2 separate regions of the Homo sapiens genome follow, and region 1 is linked to region 2. Evidence: chromatin loops called from intact Hi-C (ENCODE). Cell type or tissue: OCI-LY7. All regions are shown on one strand. Links, peaks and the distances in the headings refer to the core of each region. The heading gives the core; the rest is flanking DNA.

Region 1 (10,929 bases), core at 877-8,876, 260 kb after region 2:
AAGCAAACGCCTGTCATCTTTATCTAGCACGAAGCCATCATTCAGATCATCTGCTGACATATGTTTTGGTTTCTTAACATTTTCATCCTCATCCTTTCCAAGCATTCTTCGAAGTCTCTCAGCCTGAGCAGGAAGGAATGAGATGTCTTAGAGCACACTCTTCCAACATATGGTGAGGGGGCCGTGCAGTCCTGCCCTGGGCAGCGGGCTGGGCCTACGGTCCTCCCAGCTCTGAGGCTGGTGCATCCAGCCTGCTTTCTGCCTGCAGTTTTCAATCAGGCATGCAAACACTAGCTAAGCAGCACATTCCTCATTTAACAAAATCAACTGTTCAAACTTTGTGGCCAATACTCTCCAGTCACCAGGCAAGCCTATTATTCTGAGGCCTTCACAGCCCAATTCTGCTGGCCAGCCCCGACTGGGACTCATCACCCCCTGCACCGAGAGAATAGGAGCCAGGACGCCAAGAGCAAGCAGCTCCACGGCCTCCACTATTTGACCACACACTGGACACGGGAAGAAGCTAGTGATGTGGTTATGTCAAAACAGCCAGCTGAGCCAGCTGTGATGGCAGCCCACACCTGTAACCCCAGCACTGTGGGAGGCCGTGGTGGGAGGATCAGCTGAGACCAGGAGTTTGAGAACAGCCTAGGCAACATAGGGAGATGCTCATCTATACAAACAATTTTTGAAAATTAGCTGGGGCCAGGCGCGGTGGCTCACACCTGTAATCCCAGCACTTTGGGAGGCCGAGGTGACTGGATCACCTGAGGTCAGGAGTTCAAGACCGCCTGGCCAACATGGCGAAATCCTATCTCTACTAAAAATACAAAAATTAGCCGGGCGTGGTGGCAGGCGCCTGTAATCCTAGCTACTCAGGAGGCTGAGGCAGGAGAATCACTTGAACCCAGGAGGTGGAGTTTGCAGTGAGCCAAGATTGTGCCACTGTACTCTAGCTGGGTGACAGAGCGAAACTCTGTCTCAAAGAAAAAAAAAAAAAAAGGTATTCATGAATAAATATAAACTTTAAATAGACTAAAATATTCCACTGATCAAACAGAGTATTCTCTTCAGCCCATCCTGCAAAATGGAGCAGAAGGGGCTGTGGACGGACAGCAGCACAGCCCTGCTCCTGAGGTGCTGCCACCCTACCTCCAGCTTCCTGAGGTGCTCCTGCTCTTCCTTTGCCAATTCTGCCTCCGTCTTCATCCTGTTAGAGGGCTGCGCCTTCATTTCAAAGCCAAGCTCGCGAACCATCATGTCATATGCATCGGGCTAAGGTAGAAAGAAGAAATTCTTCATTTTAAAAATATATTTATTTCTTATTTTACAAAAAGAAAAGATCTAGCTTCCTGGCACATTCTAGTAATGGCTAGATAATGTTATTGAAGTAGCTAAGCCACATCTACGTCTTTTCTTCTAGAGAGAAAACTGTTCTGATAAGCCCTGAGGATTGCGAAATCAGTGGACATTCGGTCACAAAGAATTTGTTTACCCCTAGAAAAATTCTCAGAATACATCTGCTTTAACGAAAACAGGCCAGGTGCAGTGGCTCACGCCTGTAATCCCAGCACTTTGGGAGGCCAAGGTGGGCAGATCACGTGAGGTCAGGAGTTTGAGATCAGCCTGGCCCAACATGGTGAAACCCTGTCTTTACTAAAAATACAAAAATTAGTCAAGCATGGTGGCACGCGCCTGTAATCCCAGCTACCCGGGAGGCTGAGGCAAGAGAATCACTTGAACCCAGGAGGTGGAGGTTGCAGTGAGGTGGAGGTTGCACTACACTCCAGCCTGGGTGACAGAGCGAGACTCCGTCTCAAACAACAACAAAAACGCTACTTATCCAGGCATTACGCCCTAAACGTGGGAAACTAAGTAAAGTAACGGTAACATCAAGGCTGACTGACAAAGATGCACAGATGACCACATGACACTAATCTGCTGGGATCTAGACTTCTCTGAGAACGCAGTTTCTTAAACAAATGCAGCATTTTCCAATAGTTTCGACTAAAGAGAATGCAGTAGGAAACAACTGTTTACAGAGGCAAAAATAAGTAAATGTATATTAAATGTATGTATTATGTATCAACAGACAAACATGTCACAGGGAAGTTCAGACACCTATTCTAACGTGTCCACCCTGAAGTACTTCTTCCATCCAGAAACACCACTTTTTTCAGTTTAATTCACCTGCAATAGAGACTCAAGTAACTGAATCTACTTCCACCCCAAGATTACACACAGCAGGTAATTCAGTATCAATGTTCAACAGAAACTTGCCCTAAAGGAGACAGGTAGAAGAGCCGTCCAGCCCCAGCCCTTTCTCTGGAGAAAGTCGGTCACCCAAGCTCAGTGAGTGAAGAGTTTGTTTCAGTACTTGGCTCCCACCTTGGGTTTTTCCTTTTTGTCTCTGTTCTCTGACTTGGGAGTTTTGTGGGACAGGAGAGTCTGAATTTCTTTCCAGTCTTGGTCTAGCTTCTCCGTGAGCTCGAGGGCATCTTCTCGTTGAGCTTGTCTCTCCCTCTGGGGAAAAAATAACAGACACACACCACATACCGTTACTACTGGACTTCAACCCAGAGGCCCAATGTCAGTGCCAAGGACACACACAGTGATCACTCAGTTGGCACCAAACGTTTCAACACAGAAAAGAGGCCAGGAGAAATGAGTATTTTAAATGCAAAGCTACCAAATCTCATCAGACGGAAATCTTTTCCTGCCATAAACCATTAATTTAGATGCTCTGAGCAGTTCACTGCAAATGAATAAAAAAGTGATTTTTTGGGCACATGTCAGATACTAAAACCAGCAACAACAAAAAACCCATCCGCGCCAGGTGCAGTGGCCCACCCTGTGCTTTAGAACTAGGCCAAGGTGGGAGAACTGCTTGAGCCTGGTCGACACAGCACGATCCCCATCTCTACAAAAAGTAATTAGCTGAGCATGGTGGCGCCCACTAGCTACTTGGGGAGCTGAGGTGGGAGGATCACTGGATCCTTGAGCCCAGGAGTTTGAGGCCACAGTGAGCTTTGATCGTGCCACTGTACTCCAGCCCGGGAAACAGAGACTACGTCTCAAAATAAAACAAAACATAAACCAAAAAAAGGCAAAAGAACCAAAACCTGTCCGAGGTATATGCTTTATGTGATTTTTAAAATTCCTACTCACAATAAATGCTTTTACTGAACTCATATAAAATATTAAACACAGCCTAAAAAGGTACAGGAAAAAAAAGCTCAAACACATTTTGGTGAGCCTGTCTTACCGTGGAGAAGATGATCAAGAACACTCACTAACCCACCTTCTCTTGTTTTGACTTGGCAATGAGCTCTTCAATCAGCTCTTTCCGGGACTTCGGTTTCTCCCGCTCCTCGCCTTCCTGTTGAGTCTTCTTGTGAAGGAGCCCACCGCCTCCTCCAAAGTGGGCAGCAGTCAGCTCAGCTGGGGGCAAAAGGCAGAAAACCCCACAGTGAAGCCCAGCCCTGGCGTGGGAAGTGTTTCCTGTAGCACTCTGCCAGTGCTTCCCCCATAGTGGTCTGGAAAAGTCCACATTTGAGAAAAAAATGCTCACACGCAACAGCCTGGCCTGAGACCACAGGCACAATGGCACTTGAGAAATACCCAAGGTAAGCCACTCTGAGAAAACCCAGACCCATTACACTCCCAACTGGCCGTAACCCAAGTGGCTGGAAACACCCAGCACCTATTTTTGATTGTGCTGGTTCTAGCGAAGACTGGCAAACCCAGAGCAAGCTGACTCCAGGGTCTTGGTGGGAGCGTCGCCCAGGATCAGTGGTGCAATCTGTGTCCCTCCCACCTCCCTGGGCAGGGCCTGGAGACTCTAGTCACCTGTACCACGGCGCCCCCTCTAGTCACCTGCACGCCACGGCGCCCCCTCTAGTCACCTCCACGCCACGGCGCCCCCTCTAGTCACCTGCACGCCACGGCGCTCCCTCTAGTCACCTGCGCCACGGCGCCCCCTCTAGTCACCTGCGCCACAGCGCCCCCTCTAGTCACCTGCACCCCACGGCGCCCCCTCTAGTCACCTGCACGCCACGGCGCCCCCTCTAGTCACCTGGACCACGGCGCCCCCTCTAGTCACCTGCACGCCACAGCGCCCCCTCTAGTCACCTGCACCACGGCGCCCTCTAGTCACCTGCACCACAGCGCCCCCTCTAGTCACCTGCACGCCACGGCGCCCCCTCTAGTCACCTGCACGCCACGGCGCCCCCTCTAGTCACCTGGACCACGGCGCCCCCTCTAGTCACCTGCACGCCACGGCGCCCCCTCTAGTCACCTGCACCACGGCGCCCTCTAGTCACCTGCACCACAGCGCCCCCTCTAGTCACCTGCACGCCACGGCGCCCCCTCTAGTCACCTGCACCACAGCGCCCCCTCTAGTCACCTGCACGCCACGGCGCCCCCTCTAGTCACCTGCACGCCACGGCGCCCCCTCTAGTCACCTGCGCCACAGCGCCTCCTGGCAATGAGGGGAAGGCCACTCGCCCAACTCACACCAAGGCAGTTACCTCCAGTCTCGGGGAATTAGGATCTCCCCAGGGAATGCGTTTTATAGCTAAGGGTCCACGAGAAGTCTTGAACAATGAAAAGAGCAAAGACAAAGGCACAGAGGGGTTAAAATAACTGGCCATTCTCTTCACGCCCGTGAAGCCGAGCAGTGGCGGGGCCTCCTGGTGTGCCGCAGATGGCGGGTTCTGCACCACATGCTTGCTGCCCTAATTCCTAAGCCTTTTACCCCCTGGATTAGCCAAATATCAGAAGGCAGCCCCAGGCTTTAACGCCTTAACTTTCACACACTGACAAGACAAAGCTTTGAGAGTCAGTTTTAGATTTGTACACCTTTGTTCTGAAGATGCTGGAAATGGGACCTACTTTAACTTACAAGAAATGTCAAGTAATTGATGTCATGACTGCAACCTTATAAATAGGGTTCAAGACAGTCAGACCCGAACTGAATCTTAAACTCTGTTAACATTATTTAAGGCCAAAATTTATCTGTTTCATGTTGTTATCTACAGATATGAGGCTCAATATGATTTTCCTCAAACTGCTATAATTCCACAGTAGGTAAAAGCTAAAGGAACTACATCAATGCCACTGGTACAAATATTAGGCTGGAATTGATAAAGTAGGGGGAGCAAAGTAGTGCATTCAGTGAGGCACCTGGAGTCAGTGAGGTGGGTTCTCCCCACAGCTCTGACTCTGGCATCGGGCAAAACACCTTATTTCTCTGAGCTCATGGGTAGAACGAGCTATTTTGAGGTTCAAATAAAATAATGGATATCAACATGCTTTCTTGGCCCATAAAAGCATCTATCTACACACCATCTTAAAGTTCTGAAAACTTAAAAAAAAAACAAAAATACATAAAAACTGTCACTTGTGAAATTTGTAGAGAGGTTAATGATCAGTAAAACTTTCATGCAATAACTTTCTCTAGTCTCTAAGAAGAGCAGAAGGTCTAACAATGAACAGACTCTCCCTGACTCCACGCCCACAGGCCCGTGCACAGCACCCCAGCCTCACCAGACAACGTTCCTCGATCCTCAGCATCGCTGTCACTGTCCACAATGTCATTATGCTTCTCGATGTCTGCCAAAGACTGGCCATAATGAGTCAATTCTTCATCTTCATTTAGATTGTAGATGCTTTTTTTCTCATGATGTCGCTGACAGAAGAGAAAAAAAGTTTCCTAAAATTACCACTTCCATTTCACAGCAAAAAAAAAAAGATAAGGTAGATATATATATTTCCATTATATTTGAAATATGACAACGAATCCTAAGCAGCCTTAAAGAGTATTTTGGGTCAACTAAGCAATGATTCATGATTCAGACAGAAATGAAACTCATGGAGGGTAATTCTTTTTTTTCCTTCAGACAGAGTCTCGCTCTGTTGCCCAGGCTGGAGTGCGGTAGAGTGATCTGGGCTCACTGCAACCTCTGACTCCCTGGTTCAAGTGATTCTCCTGCCTCAGCCTCCTGAGTAGCTGGGATTATAGGCATGCGCCACCACGCCTGGCTAATTTTTGTATTTTTAGTAGAGACGGGGTTTCATCACGTTGGCCAGGATGGTCTCGATCTCCTGACCTCATGATCCACCCACCTCAGCCTCCCAAAGTGCTGGGATTACAGGCATGAGCCACCGCGCCCGGCCTCATGGAGGGGAATTCTTAAATAAGCCCAGGGGCCAGTTTCCACTCCAGCAATGCTGCTCAGCTGAGAACTCCTGTGCACACTGCTGCCGTGTAGTAGAGTTAAGGCATTTATCCATTCAGCTAACATTTGCAGAAGAGGTTGCTTCTCCTTTGGCCTAGCCAGATAAGGCACAGGATTCGAGGGCTATCCCCTGGACCTTCCGAGTGCCCAGGAACATGCAAAACATGCAGAGTCAGCCTTCTCCTTGGCCTTGACTTCCCTGTGAAATGTACAGCAAAAACCCTCCTCCAGTTTCTTTCCATACCTGCTGTTCCAGAGCAAACCTCTTCATCATCTTCTCCTCGGGGCTCATGTTGCTGTTGTATTCTCCGAAGCGTTTATCTCTGAATACATTGGATTTATCCCTTTCTTTGTACTCTTTTAGTAAAGTCTGTGTACGCTGGAAAACAGGTCAGAAACAATCTCACAAAAAATTCTTGTGATTTCCACTACAGGGGACATCAGAACAGTGCATACTTTAAAGTTCAGGGCTATGCACAGTGATGTCAAAGTTCACACCCAATCTGCTTTCATGCACGATAGGCTTTCTCTACTAATCACAGAATTTTGAGAAGAGCAAAACAACTTTCAAGGATAATGGGGCAATCACTTTCTTTTCTTCTTTAGAGTCTACCGGTGCCAAAAGGAAGGGTAAAAAAGAACACACTAGTCAAGCTCAAGGCATGAATGGCTCCCTCGGCTGTAACAGCTGCCTTAAGGTTTAAAACGTGCACATTTGGAAAAGTGGAAATGGGTTTAGACTCCTTCCGTCATGGAGGAGGGTACTATTTCCCATCAAAGGTACTCCTAAGAAATGTGTAGTTGTGAGTTCATACTAGACACAAGGCAATAAACAAGTTAGCGAGGTCACAGTTTAGGGGCTTCACCTTTATAACACCAAGAGGAGCAATATTTTAAATACGGTTAGCAAGTATCAAATAATTTGGTTATTTTCCCAGCAGCAACAAAAAAAGACCAAGTTTAACAGTATTCAAAGTTGGCTGTCCTGGAGGTTGAATTCCCTAAAGAAAGCTGTGAGAGGACAGAGATGGGTGAGGAACGAGTGGCCTCTGCAACCTGAGATGGCCACATTGCAAACTCTTTCTTGCTGCGGAACTTCTTCTATTTGCTAAGGAACTGCCATTACACTGGTGTTTACACAGCAATTCCGAAAGGAAATGGCATCAAGGCAAAATCTTGATGCCATGGAAGGCCCTTGGAATGATCCAATTCAGTGGTTTTACAAACCCACCACAAATCGGTGCCTCGGCAGACATTTGAAACCTCTCATCTAACCCGACTTAAGTGTTCCTTGCCTTCCTCAGGGATTCCTCTAATTTGTGAAGTCACTTTGAAAGAATGCGTGCGTGTGGCAGGAGGGAGCGTGTGGTGACTTGGTCACTGCCACTCTGGTTCCAAGTTCTGTTTCAGGAGGGGACAGGTCAGATTTTGCTCCAGACATAGGTCACTTCCCCAGGGTCGGAGATGAACTTAAAGGCTAAGAAACCCAGATTTAAGGTCAAAACCAGGAGCTGGAAGAGGAGGAAAAGAGAGTGGAAGGGGTTAAGAAGCAGCTGGGCAAGAGCAGAAGATGCTCCAGCAGGGACAGAAGCACGACCTGGCCCTCCTTTCCATTTAGAGCACATTCCATCTGGAGAGGTCAACCGAAATATTAATCATGTGGACAGGAGAAAAGGATGTGAAAAAACCATTTCTCTTATCTCACTTTGAAATGTGAAAGTGCTATTATTACACTTAAAATGCATGAAAAACCCCTCTGCTACCTGAAGAGTAGGAAACCATCCATTAGTTCAATAAATACTGCCAAGGCAATTTTCGTCATTTTCTTCAAGAATATTTCAAGAACCAATTTGTTTCAACTGACACACGCTGAGTTATTAATCCCTAGTAACTTCTAGTAACTTCCTACCGTGGCAGTGCTAAACAATGTTTGTTAAAAACACCTTTGGGGCCGGGCGCGGTGGCTCACGCCTGTAATTCCAGCACTCTGGGAGGCCAAGGCGGGCGGATCACGAGGTTAGAAGATCAAGACCATCCTGGGTAACATGGTGAAACCCCGTCTCTACTAAAAATACAAAAAAATTAGCCGGGTGTGGTGGCGGGCGCCTGTAGTCCCAGCTACTCAGGAGGCTGAGGCAGGAGAATGGCGTGAACCCGGGAAGTGGAGCTTGCAGTGAGCTGAGATTGTGCCACTGCACTCCAGCCTGGGCGACAGACAAAGACTCTGTCTCAAAAACAAAAAAAAACAAAAAACACAAACAAACCACCTTGGGTACAATTTCCTGAACCAGAGTCTAAAGACAGCGAGTGTCCCCAGATAGACCAGAGGGCTCCATCGCCATTGCTCTGTTCTCTCCGCTTCTGTTACGAGCCATTCCAGAGCGAGATCCTGCTGGATGCTGATAGTGAACCACACACAGTACTGAATCAGGTTAAGCTCTCTGAACCTTCACCATTCTTTATCCGCAGAGCAAAATTTTAAAACAACATCTCACTATTTAAATCACAAGGTCTAGCTGGCAATCAGATGGGAGCACATTACATGTGCTAGCCTGTACTGCTCGATGAACTCTGTACGGACAGAGGCTGCTTGCATGCTACACTGAGACCTTTTTTTTTTTTTTTAAAGATGGAATCTCGCTCTGTCGCCCAGGCTGGAGTGCAGTGGCACAATCTCAGCTCACTACAACCTCCACCTGCCGGGTTCAAGCAATTCTCCTGCCTCAGCCTCCCCAGTAGCTGGGATTACAGGCGCACGCTGCCACGCCCAGCTAATTTTTTTGTATTTTTAGTAGAGATGGGGTTTCACCGTGTTGCCCAGGCTGGTTTCGAACTCCTGAGCTCAGGCAATCTGCCTGCCTCGGCCTCCCAAAGTGCTAGGATCACAGGTGTGAGCCACCAAACCCAGCATACACCGAGAAGACTTCTGAGGTCTGTCCCTGCAGAGGGAGGGAGTGTCACTGGCTTCTAGCAGGAAGGGGGTAGATGGGGCAGGCATCAGCCATCTCTGCCTCTAAAAATATTAGTTCTCATTATCTGGAATATGATTCTATGGGTAAATCTTAGTGAAGAACAGCCCTTAGGCTATAAATACGTAATATGAGTTATTCTACATTATTGTGATTCTCTTTCTTTCTTAAACTATATAGATGTTGTGACATCATATGGAATTTACGGCATAAAATGGGGATAACAGTACTTCCCCCTCATAACGGTGAGGATTAAATGTAAACCGTGTGGCACAAGGCCTGACCAACTGTAAGGGACCAGTAACTATATTATTAATATAGTTACTATATATTATTATATTAATATTATATTAATATTATAATCACATTAATATTAATATATTAATATTATAATCACATTAATATTAATATATTAATATTATAATCACATTAATATTAATATATTAATATTATAATCACATTAATATTAATATATTAATATTATAATCACATTATCAATATATTAATATTATAATCACATTATCAATATATTAATATTATAATTACATTATTATTATATTATTATATCAATATTATATTAATATTATATCGATATTATTTTAATATTATATCAATATTATTATATTAATATTATATCAATATTATATTAATATTATATCGATATTATTTTAATATTATATCAATATTATTATATTAATATTATATCAATATTATATTAATACTACATCAATATTATATTAATACTATATTAATATTATAATAATATATTAATATTTTAATAATATATTAATATTATAATAATATATTAATATACTAATATAATAATATATTAATATGCTATTACAATAATATATTAATATGCTAATATTATAATAATATATTAATATATTAATATTGTTAGTATATTAATATATAGTAACTATATTAATAATATAGTTAGTATATTAATATATAGTAACTATATTAATATAGTTACTGATTTAAGAACTACATTAATATAACTTATTTTATAAATTATTTCAGAAATAAGGAAACTGAGGCACAGCTATAAAGCAATGTCCTGAGACTGGCACCTGGGGGCTGCCCTCTTCCTGCCAGACTGAGTGCCTCAGAGTGCTACAACTGACCAGAGGGGAGAAGCCAACTGAGGCAGCCTGTTTACTTCTAAGGGACTAACCCACATGAAAAGACCCAGGCCTCCTGCGCCGGCCTCACGGCCCCTACACGCGTTATCAAGCTTGGAGTCAACTGGACGACCTGCTGTCCCTCAGACAGCTGTGAGTGCCACACTTCACCATACCGGGACAATGTGCCTTTGCATGTGTGTCCTCTGCCCACCCTGGGCCCATGAACAGCTCACTCCCCTTGCAAAACTTGACTGTAACTCCCTCTAGAAGAATTTTTGGACTTTCCTAACTATTACACTTTTTCCTGACCGGGATCTCCTAAGGCACTCAGGTTCCATCTTTGATTTCTTCAAATATTTGTGTTTCTTCCAAGGGCCAAGCATTGGAGATCCAAAAAGGAGCAGCAATTCCCGTCCCCGTCCCAGGCCTTCAGCACAGGGCAGGGAGGTGGATCTGCTCAATACCAGAAGTTTGAGCAACCTGTCCTATTTGGGTTACATAGCTTGGGTGGTGAACCTGAGCTGGCCCTTTAGAGACTTTCGGAGGTAAGGCAGACCTTTTGGACAAACTGAGTTGCAAGAGGCGAAGCAAGGA
Region 2 (10,929 bases), core at 1,925-9,924:
CCGGAAGCCCTTCCACCTCCATCTAGCAATGAAACACCTGCAGTCTCGGATAGTAAAGAGAAAAAGAATGCTGCAAAAAAGAAATGTTTATACAATTTCCAAGATGCTTTCATGGAAGCAAATAAAGTTGTCATGGCCACGTCATCAGCCACGTCCTCTGTGTCCTGCACAGCTACCACAGTGCAGTCCAGCAACAGCCAGTTCAGAGTGTCATCCAAGAGACCTCCTTCAGTAGGTAAGGCTTGAAGGCTCACTGGCCCTCGGGGTCTGCAGGAAGGCTGGGCTTACTGACTTCTCGTCTTTGTAACTCATCTTTGTAACTGCCTTTTACTTGGCCTAGCCAGAGGCGTAAGTGTAATTAACTGCCCAAAAATGCTCACACACAGAGAGCTGATCCCCTAGGACTTTGATTAGAATTTTAGCTGTTGTGCTAGATTCCTCTGGGGCTTCGCTGCACTGTCTTGCTTTTGTCTCTGTTTCTGTTCTTCTGTGATTTGAGTTAGGGTCTCACTCTTGTTCGCCCAGGCTGGAGTGCAGCAGTGCAGTCTCAGCTCATTACAGCCTCTGCCTCTTGGGTTCAAGCGATTCTCCTACCTCAGCCTCCCAAGTAGCTGGGACTATAGGTGCCCACCACCACGCACGGCTAATTTCTGTATTTTTTGGTAGAGACGGGGTTTCACCATTTTGGCCAGGCTAGGAGGTCATTGCTTTCTGAGCATGTGGCAAGATTTCTCAGAAGCTGCTTTAGGAAAATGCTGAGCAGATGTGAGCTGACAGGGCTGCCTGTCACCCAGCCTAGGGTACAGCCCCTGGCTGTCACTTAGGGGGCCCAAAAGCAATAATGTGATCAGAGACCAATGGCAACTCAGTAGCTGGCTCGAGGAGGCCTCACTAGCCAAAGCTGGGACAGATTGAGCATTAAAAGGAATGAGGAGGCTGAGTGTGGTAGCTCCCAGCACTTTGGGAGGCTGAGAGGGGAGGGTTGCTTAAGCCTGGGAGTTTGAGACTAGCCTGGGCAACATAGTGAGACCCCGTCTCTAAAAAAAAAAAAAAAGTTAAAAAAACAGGAAGTTTGACTATAGCATACAAATAAAGTCAAGAATCCATAAGGATTGGGATGCTCAAACAGAGCAGTAGGGTGGGAAGCTCCTTCTTCTAAAAGCACACCTCCTCTAAATGTGTAAGAAGGATAAGAGTGGCAAGTCAGCATGCTGCACCCCCAGGGTAACAGCTGGTGCAAGTATGCAGCATTCATGGAGGTTAACAAGGGATATCAGTTTGGGGAATGGAGTATTTCTACTGTTCAAAAGCAGCACCCATAGGGTACTGACAGATTACAGCAGGATGATGGGCGCTTGTGTTAATCAATTCTCACACTGCTATGAAGAAATACCCAAGACTGGATGATTTATAAAGGAAAGAGTTTTAATTGAGTCACAGTTCCACATGGCTAGGGAGGCTTCAGGAAATTTACAATCATGGTGGAAAGCACCTCTTCACGGGGGAGAGAACGAGTACACGGCGAAGGGGGAAGCCCCTTATAAAACCATCAGCTCTCGTGAGAACTCACTCACTATCACTAGAACAGCATGGGGGAAACCATCCCCACGCTTCAGTTGTTTCCACTGGGTCCCTTCCACCACATGGGGGGATTATGGGAACAAAATTCAAGATGAGATTTGTGTGGGGACACAACCAAACCCTATCACTGGGTACCGACAGATTACAAAGGAATGGTGGGTGCCAGACTCTGGAGGAACCTAGCAGACAGTGCCATGCACACCACCATGAAACAGAGAGACACTGGGTGCATCCCATTGCCACAAACTCAGAAGGATCCAACGTAATATTTGCAGGATTTGTGCCCAGAACATTTTATCCAAATCTACCAAGACAAGACAAATCCAAATTGGCAGACAGGTAGCCTATTAAAAATGTTAAGTCTTGTGAAAAGAGAAAAGGGTTGGAAGAGGCTGGGTTAGTGGGAAAGCTATAATGGACATGTGAAGGAAATTGGAAAATGGAATATGGGTTATACCTTAGATGAGAGTATCCTGTCAGTGTTAAATGCCAGTGAGGTGATCATGGTATTCAGCAAAATGTCAAAAAAAGAGAGAGGGAGGGAGGGAGGGAAAGAAAGAAAAGAAAAGAGAGGAGAGAGAAGGGAGGAAATTTTTAAGTAAAAAGCTCGGTACAGTGGCTCACACCTGTAGTCCCAGCACTTTAGGTGGCCCTGGTGAGAGGATTGCTTGAGCCCAGGGGTTCAGGACCAGCCTGGACAACATAGTGAGACACTGTCTCTTAGAAAAAGGTGATTTTTTTTTTTTCTTTGAGACGGAGTCTTGCTCCGTCACCCAGGCTGCTGGAGTGCAGTGGTGCGATCTGTGATCCTCCTGCATCAGCCTCCCGCGTAGCTGGGACTACAGGTATGTGCCACCACGCCCAGCTAATTTTTTGTATTTCTAGTAGAGATGCGGTTTCACTGTGTTAGTCAGGCTGGTCTCGATCTCCTGACCTCATGATCCACCAGCCTCGGCCTCCCAAAGTGCTGGGATTACAGGCATGAGCCACCACGCCCGGCCAAGAAATTTTTTTTAAAAAACCAAACTGTCGATGTTCTGAGGAGTTCATACCGAAGTGTTCAGAGGTGAGTGTAACTTGCAGACGTTCGGCTAAAAAGTGTGTGTGCCTGTAAGAAATAAAGTTTATAAATATGACAGAATATTAGGTCGTGAAGATGAAGCAAGGTGAAGGATGAATGGGTACTCTTTGTGTGTTCTTTCAGATTTTCTACAGGTTTGAACATTTTTGAAACAAACTTGGCAGTGACTCTCGCCTCTCTAAATGCAGGTGACGTGTTTCATGGCATCAGCAAGGAGGACCACAGACACTCGGCCCCAGCCGCCCCGAGGAATAGCCCCACGGGCTTGGCCCCCCTCCCAGCGCTCTCGCCTGCTGCGCTGTCACCTGCTGCGCTCTCACCTGCCTCCACACCTCACCTTGCAAATCTTGCAGCCCCATCATTCCCCAAAACAGCAACCACAACTCCTGGGTTTGTGGACACACGCAAGAGTTTCTGTCCTGCACCCCTACCCCCGGCCACAGATGGCTCCATTAGCGCCCCTCCAAGTGTCTGCAGGTGAGCCAAGTCCTGACTGGGGACGTGGGAGCACTTTGGAAAATGGGTGTTATGCCTCACTAACACAGCTACAGAAACTCCCCTGGGACCATGCAGTGGAAAAGTCTAGTGAAATGCCGAGGGAATGCAGGGATGTCCCCAGCAGAGGCCATGGGTAGAGGGGGGCTCCCATCTCAGCCTGTAGTTTTGCAGAGGGAAGAGCAGGGGCCGTGGGCCGCCATGGATAGGTGGGCCAACTACGCCTAAACACTGACAGCATCGGGGGTGTGCATTGTTTTTTACTCATTGTATAAGTTGTATTTGTTATACCTAGGGTGGAATCAGAGGAAAATGAATGAAATGTGTATATAGTAAAAACACAATACAACAAACACTCAACAGGTGTGTTTTTTTGTTTTTTGTTTTTTTTCTCTGAGACAGAGTCTCACTCTGTCGCCCAGGCTGAAGTGCAGTAGTGCGATCTCAGCTCACTGCAACCTCCACCTCCTGGGTTCAAGCGATTCTTCTGCCTCAGCCTCCCAAGTAGTGAGACTACAGGCATACGCCACCATGCCTGGCTAATTTTTGTATTTTTAGTAGAGATGGGGTTTCACCATGTTGGCCAGGCTGATCTCGAACTCCTGACCTCAAGATCCACCTTCCTTGGCCTCCCAGAGTGCTGGGAGTACAGACGTGAGCCACTGCACCTGGCCAGACTTTCTTTTTAAGACAAATTCTGTTACCTTTGAACTCGCCTGTTTGAAGCTATACCCCTTTTCGAAGCCCCTTAGTATGGAAGCTGTGGTGGCAGGGGCAGTCTCAGAAGGAGTCATTGGAGAGACTACGTGTTCCTGTTCAGTGGCGCTCTGTGAGCACTTTGAGGGACCGCCTGCATGCATGCGCACACGCCATGTCTCCCACGTGAGCCCCTTGCTGCTTGTGTATGACTCCCTAGTAACCCTGGGACTATGCACCCTCTGCGCTGCCTCTTGTCTGTGAAATGGGCAGGACAGTGGGTGGTCATGTGCAACAATGTGAGTCATTGCCTCCCGGGCCGGCCACTTGCTGATGAGCTTGTATGCGGTTTTGCAGTGACCCTGACTGCGAAGGGCACCGCTGCGAGAATGGTGTCTACGACCCACAGCAGGATGATGGGGACGAGAGTGCAGATGAGGACAGCTGCTCTGAGCACAGCTCCAGCACCTCGACCTCCACCAACCAGAAGGAGGGCAAGTACTGCGACTGCTGCTACTGCGAATTCTTTGGGCACGGCGGGGTGAGTGCATGAGGTCAGCGCATCATGATGTGGGAAGTGTGCAACACACGGGCTCCTTTGCAGAAATTCTGTACTAGGTTGAATTCGGGGTATATTCCACTTCTAGGGTATATCCATTGTAAAGAAACAAAGAAAAATATATGCCCAAAGATTTAGCCATAATGATTTTTTTTCTTCATTTTTTACTTTGTGGTTTTTAAGGTAACTGGTAAATCAGCAGTGAGGTATTCCTACTGAATACCCATTGGTAGGAGGTTGTTAACCATGGTGTATCCATATGGTGGAACATTGTAGCCAGCGACAGCAGCGTTGTGTGTGTGCAGTTGGGTTTCTCTTGTTTGAATACAGAGGGCGTTGGTACACACACATACTTGTCCATCTTTCCAGAGCTGTGATTTAATTTATACAACCAATTATCACCCACTGTTTAAGAGGGATGGGTGACAGGAATAGCAGGGGCTTATAGTTGTTCTTTTTCTGCTTTAGCTCTGTTTGCATTTCCTAAAATGTTCACATGTTTTTATAGCAAGAAATTTGGCAGTAGGATTCAGGGCTTTTTTTGGCACCAAAAAGGAAACCCACAAATGGATGGAAAGATACTACAGACACATTTATTGACATGAAAAGATATTCACACCATGTTAAATAACAGGTAGAGGCCAAGCATAGTGGCTTATGCCTGTAATAGCAGCACTTTGGGAGGCTAAGGGAGGATCTCTTGAGCCCAGGAATTGAAGACCAGCTTGGGCGACACAGGAGACCCTGTCTCTACAAAAGATAAAGAAAATTAGCTGAGTGTGACAGCACACCCCTGCTTGAGCTCAGGAGGTCAAGGCTGCAGTGAGCTATGATCGCACCACTGCACTCCAACCTGGGTGACAGAGCAAGACCTTGTCTCAAAAATAAATAAATAAATAAATAAATAAAATACATTAATCAGGATTTGTAATTGTTTCCTTTTCAGTTTAAAAAATCCACTTATGTGCATAGCTATACATGCTTTATCAGGTTTTTCATGAATATGTAAAATTTGAGAGTAGGTATCAAAATGCCACTTTTGGGTGACTTGCTGATAGGTTTTTCTCTTTTTCTGCTGGTTGTTGTATTTCCTTATTTTTCACAACAAATATATACTACTTGAGTAATAAAACAGTTTATTTTTGGAGGTGTGGTCTGAAATTTATTATATTCAAAATTTTTAAAACTTAAGCATAACTTTGTTGTTTTTCTCAGCCTCCAGCTGCACCAACAAGTAGAAATTATGCAGAAATGAGGGAAAAGCTTCGCTTACGGCTGACCAAGAGGAAAGAGGAGCAACCTAAAAAAATGGACCAGATCTCAGAAAGGGAAAGCGTCGTTGACCATCGGAGGGTGGAGGATTTGTTGCAGTTTATAAATAGCTCCGAAACCAAACCAGTGAGCAGCACGCGTGCAGCGAAGCGAGCAAGGCATAAGCAAAGGAAGGCAAGTGACAGTTCTCAGCACCTGGAGGCGCCAGGTCTGAGGGCATTTGAAGGTGCCGTGCCACGCCAGTCTCTAGGCAGGGCTGAGCCACAGGAGGTCGGGGCTCTGACGTGTGTTCACTTGCCCACAACTTTGTTCTGAGAGCCAGCCTGTCTCTGGTGGCCTGAACTGGAGACTGGTAAAAAACTTAACTTTGTGTTTTCGGGAAATTACTTCCCCTTTTGTAGAATGGGTTTGTTCTTGTGCTGGCCATCATGAGGGCAGCAGCAGACACTCCAGCTTTATCTGCTGGAGAACCTTCTTTTCGAAGAAAGGAGCCGTCAACTGTAGAGATGATAGAAGAAAGGCCCAGGTGGGCTTTTGGGGCCTGTGGGTTCAGAAGTGTCTTTGATATGAGACTGGGGCGGGGCACTTGGCACAGGGAAGTCTTCTGGACTCAGGTCTGAGCATGTCCCCCATGCTGCTCTTGTCCCACTGCTGTTCCAGATGAAGACCAGCACATGGCATTGATTAGAGGGGAGGAAAATAAGTCTTCATGGGAAGACATGAGCAGTTCCCTCCTTACCAGAGGGCATGGTGTGTCACAAAAAGCAAATGTCAAATACAAAAAACGTTAGCCAGTCATGGTGGTGTACGCCTGTAGTCCCAGCTACTCAGGAGGCTCAGGTGGGAGGATCACTTGAACCTCAGAGGTGGAGGTTGCAGTGAGCCGAGATTATGCCACTGCCCTCCAGCCTGGGTGACAGAGTGAGACTGTCTCAAAAAAAAAGACAACTTTTTTCTCTTGGAGGATTGTCTAAATGCCCCTATGCTGGAGCAGTTCCAAAGAGCCTTCTGGTTTCAGCTCCCTAAAAGTGTCAGGCTCCAAGAACCAGACCTCAGTGAGCAGATGTGGGCTGCATGCAGAGGGAACTTGTAGGTTCCTGGGGTTCTGACAGTAGGACAGTGGTCTTGGGAAGAGGCCAGGTTTCTGTCTGCAGCATGGTCAGGCAAAAAGGTGAGGAAGAGGACGATCCCACAGTGGACCAGAGGGTGGGCCCGATGTCCTGTGTTGTTACTTGTATCTTAGCTGTTGTGATTGTTCTACCCTCAAGAGCTCTGCTCATACCTCGCAGTCCTACAGTAGATTTAGACTGACTATTGGGCCTGATTGGGAGGCTTTGGGGGAGAAGCCTTGTCCCGTGCCCCAGAAGACTAGAGACTGCTGGAGTGCAGAGAACACAGTGTGTCCTCCATTCAGGAGCGTCCAGCATCGGGGTACCCACGATGGTCCAAGGCCCTGAGACGTCCCATTGGGATTCACTGGAGGCCTCTGGGACGCCTTCCTGAGTTTTCAGGGTACTCTCCACCCCAGGCTCTTGCCCTCTGACCTTGCAGGTGGTCTGAATCCAGACTTGAGGCCCAGCTGAACCTTAGAGGCTGATGTCATAGGCCCTGCCCAGCACCCAGTCCCACCTCGAGGGACCACCTCCTGGTGCTTTCTACGCTGCACCCATTTTACAGAGCAGCTCACAGATGTGTGTTGAGGCTCACTGGCTGGCTGGTTGTTGAAGGGACAGCAATAGTTGACCTATGGACTCTGTCCCGTAGCAGGTCCAAACCGGGGGCCTGTGCTGGGGCAGCCGTTCTGCTGGAGACCAGGGCACCTGCCTTTACATGCTTGTTATTTGTCCATATATTGACAAGGCACGTGTGCTGGATTTAGATCAGCTCTGAGAGGATGCCAACTGGCCAGTGTGTGCCAGCGAGTGTCCTGATGGAGTTGGTCTCTCCTCTGCTCCCGTGCAGGCCCACAGCTCACTCTAGACACTGGACTGCAGGACCCATCCACGAGGTGGCTGCTGGGTGCTGCTCCTGACATACACATGGAGAAGGATGTTAAATAATTTTTACTTGAATTGTCAAATGAAATTTTTAATAACATACCATTGTTAAATTTTTATCATAATTTTTAAGTTTTTCAAAAGACAAGTCAATTTGCCTGTTTAAAATATTGTGAAAAATAATTTACACTTGGGGAGTACTTTTCTATTTCTCTAGGAGAAATGCTTTTGGCAGAGTTTCTCATAAGCCCCAGCATTTCTAAAGGTTGGTGGTGGGTGGAGCCGTGCTCCTAACACTGATGACTCTCATCTGCTTTCTGAACACAAAGAACAGTTTCCATTTGTGCCCCTGGAGTTTGTGTGCATCACTACTCAAATGCTGTCTTTACTTGGGATGAAAATTAATTTTCCATCAAGTTGGACAGTGAGTCATTTGCTCTGTCACATCTGTCACACTAGTGAAAATATATGGCACTTCTGTTTATCTGCTAGGGTGGGAAGAAGGAATTTCTAGTTCTTTACTACACATTGCTTTTTGTGGTGCCATCACAGCTCATTGCAGCCTCAACCTCCTGGCTTCAAGCGATTCTCAAACCTCAGCTTCCCAAATAGCTGGGACCACAGTCGTGCGCCCTCACATCCAGCTAATTTTGATACTTTTTGTAGAGACGGGGTTTTGCCATGTTGCCCAGGCTGCTCTTGAACTCCTAGGATCACAGGTGTGAGCCACTGCACCAGCCTGGTACACATTTCTTACATTCCCTGTTCAAGTGAATGCATTAGCCTTCGCCTGGAAAGGTGGGTTTGCTCAGAGTTCTGGCGGCACGTGTACAGCCTCAGTACTGCCCGGGCAGTCTGTGGTATTGGTTACATCATCCACTCGGCCAGGCGGCATGATGCCCTGCCGCACCTGTGAGGGGGTAGCTGACTCCCTGGATGTGTGCTTTGCAGCTGCTTTGTCCTTGGTTACTGTGTTTAGTACCAGGTCAAAGGCTATCGGGAATTTTTTGTTAACTACCACCCCCCCCCCCACACACACACACACAAATAAGTAAGCATATACTTTAGTAAATAGATGAAGTTTAACAATCCTGCAGAGTAAGAGAATTGGAGGTGGGTGTGTGTTAAGTTTTGATTTATTACAGCCTCTTCAGAGTTTATGTTCCATATGTGATTCGTTTTTGAAATTATCTTAGTTTTTCTGTATGACTTAATTTTTAGCACTCACTGTAGTCTTAAATTGCCTTCTTTTTGCATTGGCAGCTGGAGGAGAAAGCTCGCCTAGAAGCAGAGGCCAGGGCCCGGGAGCACCTGCACCTCCAGGAGGAGCAGAGGCGGCGGGAGGAGGAGGAGGATGAGGAAGAAGAGGAGGATCGTTTCAAGGAGGAATTTCAGCGGCTTCAGGAGCTTCAGAAGCTAAGAGCTGTAAAAAAGAAGAAGAAGGAGAGGCCAAGTAAAGACTGCCCCAAGTTGGACATGCTCACTAGAAATTTCCAGGCAGCAACAGAGTCTGTTCCTAACTCTGGAAACATCCACAATGGCTCACTAGAGCAAACTGAAGAACCAGAAACCTCTTCTCACTCCCCATCCAGGCATATGAACCACTCAGAGCCCAGGCCAGGGCTAGGGGCTGATGGGGATGCTGCAGACCCCGTCGACACCAGAGACTCCAAATTTCTCCTCCCCAAGGAGGTGAATGGGAAGCAGCATGAGCCACTCTCTTTTTTCTTCGACATCATGCAGCACCATAAAGAAGGAAATGGCAAGCAGAAGCTGAGGCAGACCAGCAAGGCCAGCAGCGAGCCAGCGAGGAGGCCCACAGAGCCCCCCAAGGCCACAGAGGGGCAGTCCAAGCCCCGGGCCCAGACTGAGTCAAAGGCTAAGGTGGTCGACCTCATGTCCATCACAGAGCAGAAAAGAGAGGAGAGAAAAGTCAACAGTAATAACAATAACAAAAAGCAGCTGAACCACATCAAGGACGAAAAGTCAAACCCAACCCCTATGGAGCCCACCTCTCCCGGTGAGCATCAGCAGAACAGCAAGCTGGTGCTGGCAGAGTCCCCTCAGCCAAAGGGCAAGAACAAGAAAAATAAGAAGAAGAAAGGAGACAGAGTCAACAATTCAATTGGTAAATACAGAATAGCGGGAAGGTATTTCTGAGCGATGCCTGGTTTTCCATGTGTGATGTGCTAGTATAGGAAAACACTGGGTTTGGCATGCTCTCGCCATGTGGCCTCCCTCCTGTAGAAAAGAGCGTAGAGGGGCCAGGCATGGTGGCTCACACCTGTAATCCCAGCACTTTGTGAGGCCAGGGTGGGCAGATCACCAGAGGTTAAGAGTTCGAGACCAGCTTGGCCAACATGCTGAAACCCTGTCTCTACTAAAAATAACAAAAAAAAATTAGCTGGGCTTGGTGGTGCACCTGTAATCCTAGCTACTCGGGGAGGCTGAGGCAGGAGAATCGCTTGAACCCAGGAGGCAGAGATTGCAGTGAGCCAAGATCATGCCGTTGCACTCCAGCGTGGGTGACAGAGAGACTCCATCTCAAAAAATACATATAGAGAGAGAGAGGATTTCTACCCCCTCCAGTTCCCCAACTTTAGTTCCCCAACATCAGTATTTCCCATGTTTGCTTCGTTATTCTCTCTCTCCCTCTCTCTCTTATTTTTCTGGACAGAAGGAGAGTCACTTCATACATGATACCCCTTTAACCTAAAATACTTCCATGTATATTTCCTCAAGATAAAGACACTTATAAAACCACAGTACAGTGATCAAAATGAAGAAGTTGACACTGATCCAATGCTATTCTCTAATTGTAGACCTTACTCATGTTTCTCCAATTGTCCTTTTAACATCCTTTATAGCAAAAAAAAAAAAAAAAAGCTCTTGTTGTTTCTCCTGACATGGGATCCAATCCAGGATCCCATGTCGTATCTCTTTAATTTCCTTTCCTTTGGATCGGTTTCTCTGTTTTTCATGACCTTTACTTTTTTGAAGAGTGCAGCGCATTTATTTTTTAGAGGATCCCTTGGTCAGGGTGCATGCCCCATGTCTTCCCAGTCAGGTTCAGATACCATGTTTTGGCGGCAACACCACTGATGTGGCCAGTCCCTGTTGGTATATCCCACCAGGAAGTGGGTGACGGTGTCTGTCCCATCACTGGGGATGGGAACTCTGATCCTGGGTTGAGCTGGTCTGCCCATTTTCACTACGGTCAAGTTAATATTTCTCCTTTGCTAATTAGT

What was found. Hi-C counts contacts between places; a loop is a spot of excess contacts. Peaks named below come from ENCODE experiments on the same cell type or tissue, not always from the same donor. Only the 100,000 strongest peaks of a DNase experiment are listed, where the experiment ranks them.
Region 1: it touches region 2 in a loop (4-fold over the local background); 3 of 110 quality-filtered maps call a loop at or near these places.

What each region holds. Positions count from the first base shown.
Region 1 is chr4:2,951,123-2,962,051 of GRCh38, forward strand. It overlaps NOP14 (NOP14 nucleolar protein), which reads right to left. Exons shown (of 18, transcript NM_001291978.2): 2 at 6,484-6,618; 3 at 5,548-5,689; 4 at 3,302-3,441; 5 at 2,389-2,523; 6 at 1,153-1,275; 7 at 1-123. Among named protein-coding and RNA genes, the nearest start is that of NOP14, 6.8 kb to the right of the region's middle. RefSeq lists an enhancer at 10,842-10,911. In OCI-LY7, for the core only: CTCF peaks have their summits at 4,270 and 4,476; a DNase peak (open chromatin) is centred at 3,799; H3K27ac peaks cover 611 bases.
Region 2 is chr4:2,690,736-2,701,664 of GRCh38, forward strand. It overlaps FAM193A (family with sequence similarity 193 member A), which reads left to right. Exons shown (of 21, transcript NM_001366318.2): 15 at 1-235; 16 at 2,851-3,139; 17 at 4,211-4,394; 18 at 5,628-5,858; 19 at 8,945-9,809. Among named protein-coding and RNA genes, the nearest start is that of TNIP2, 60 kb to the right of the region's middle. RefSeq lists enhancers at 5,261-5,320, 6,020-6,369. In OCI-LY7, for the core only: CTCF peaks have their summits at 4,765, 4,991 and 5,905; DNase peaks (open chromatin) are centred at 5,156 and 5,876; H3K4me3 peaks cover 1,889 bases; H3K27ac peaks cover 3,116 bases.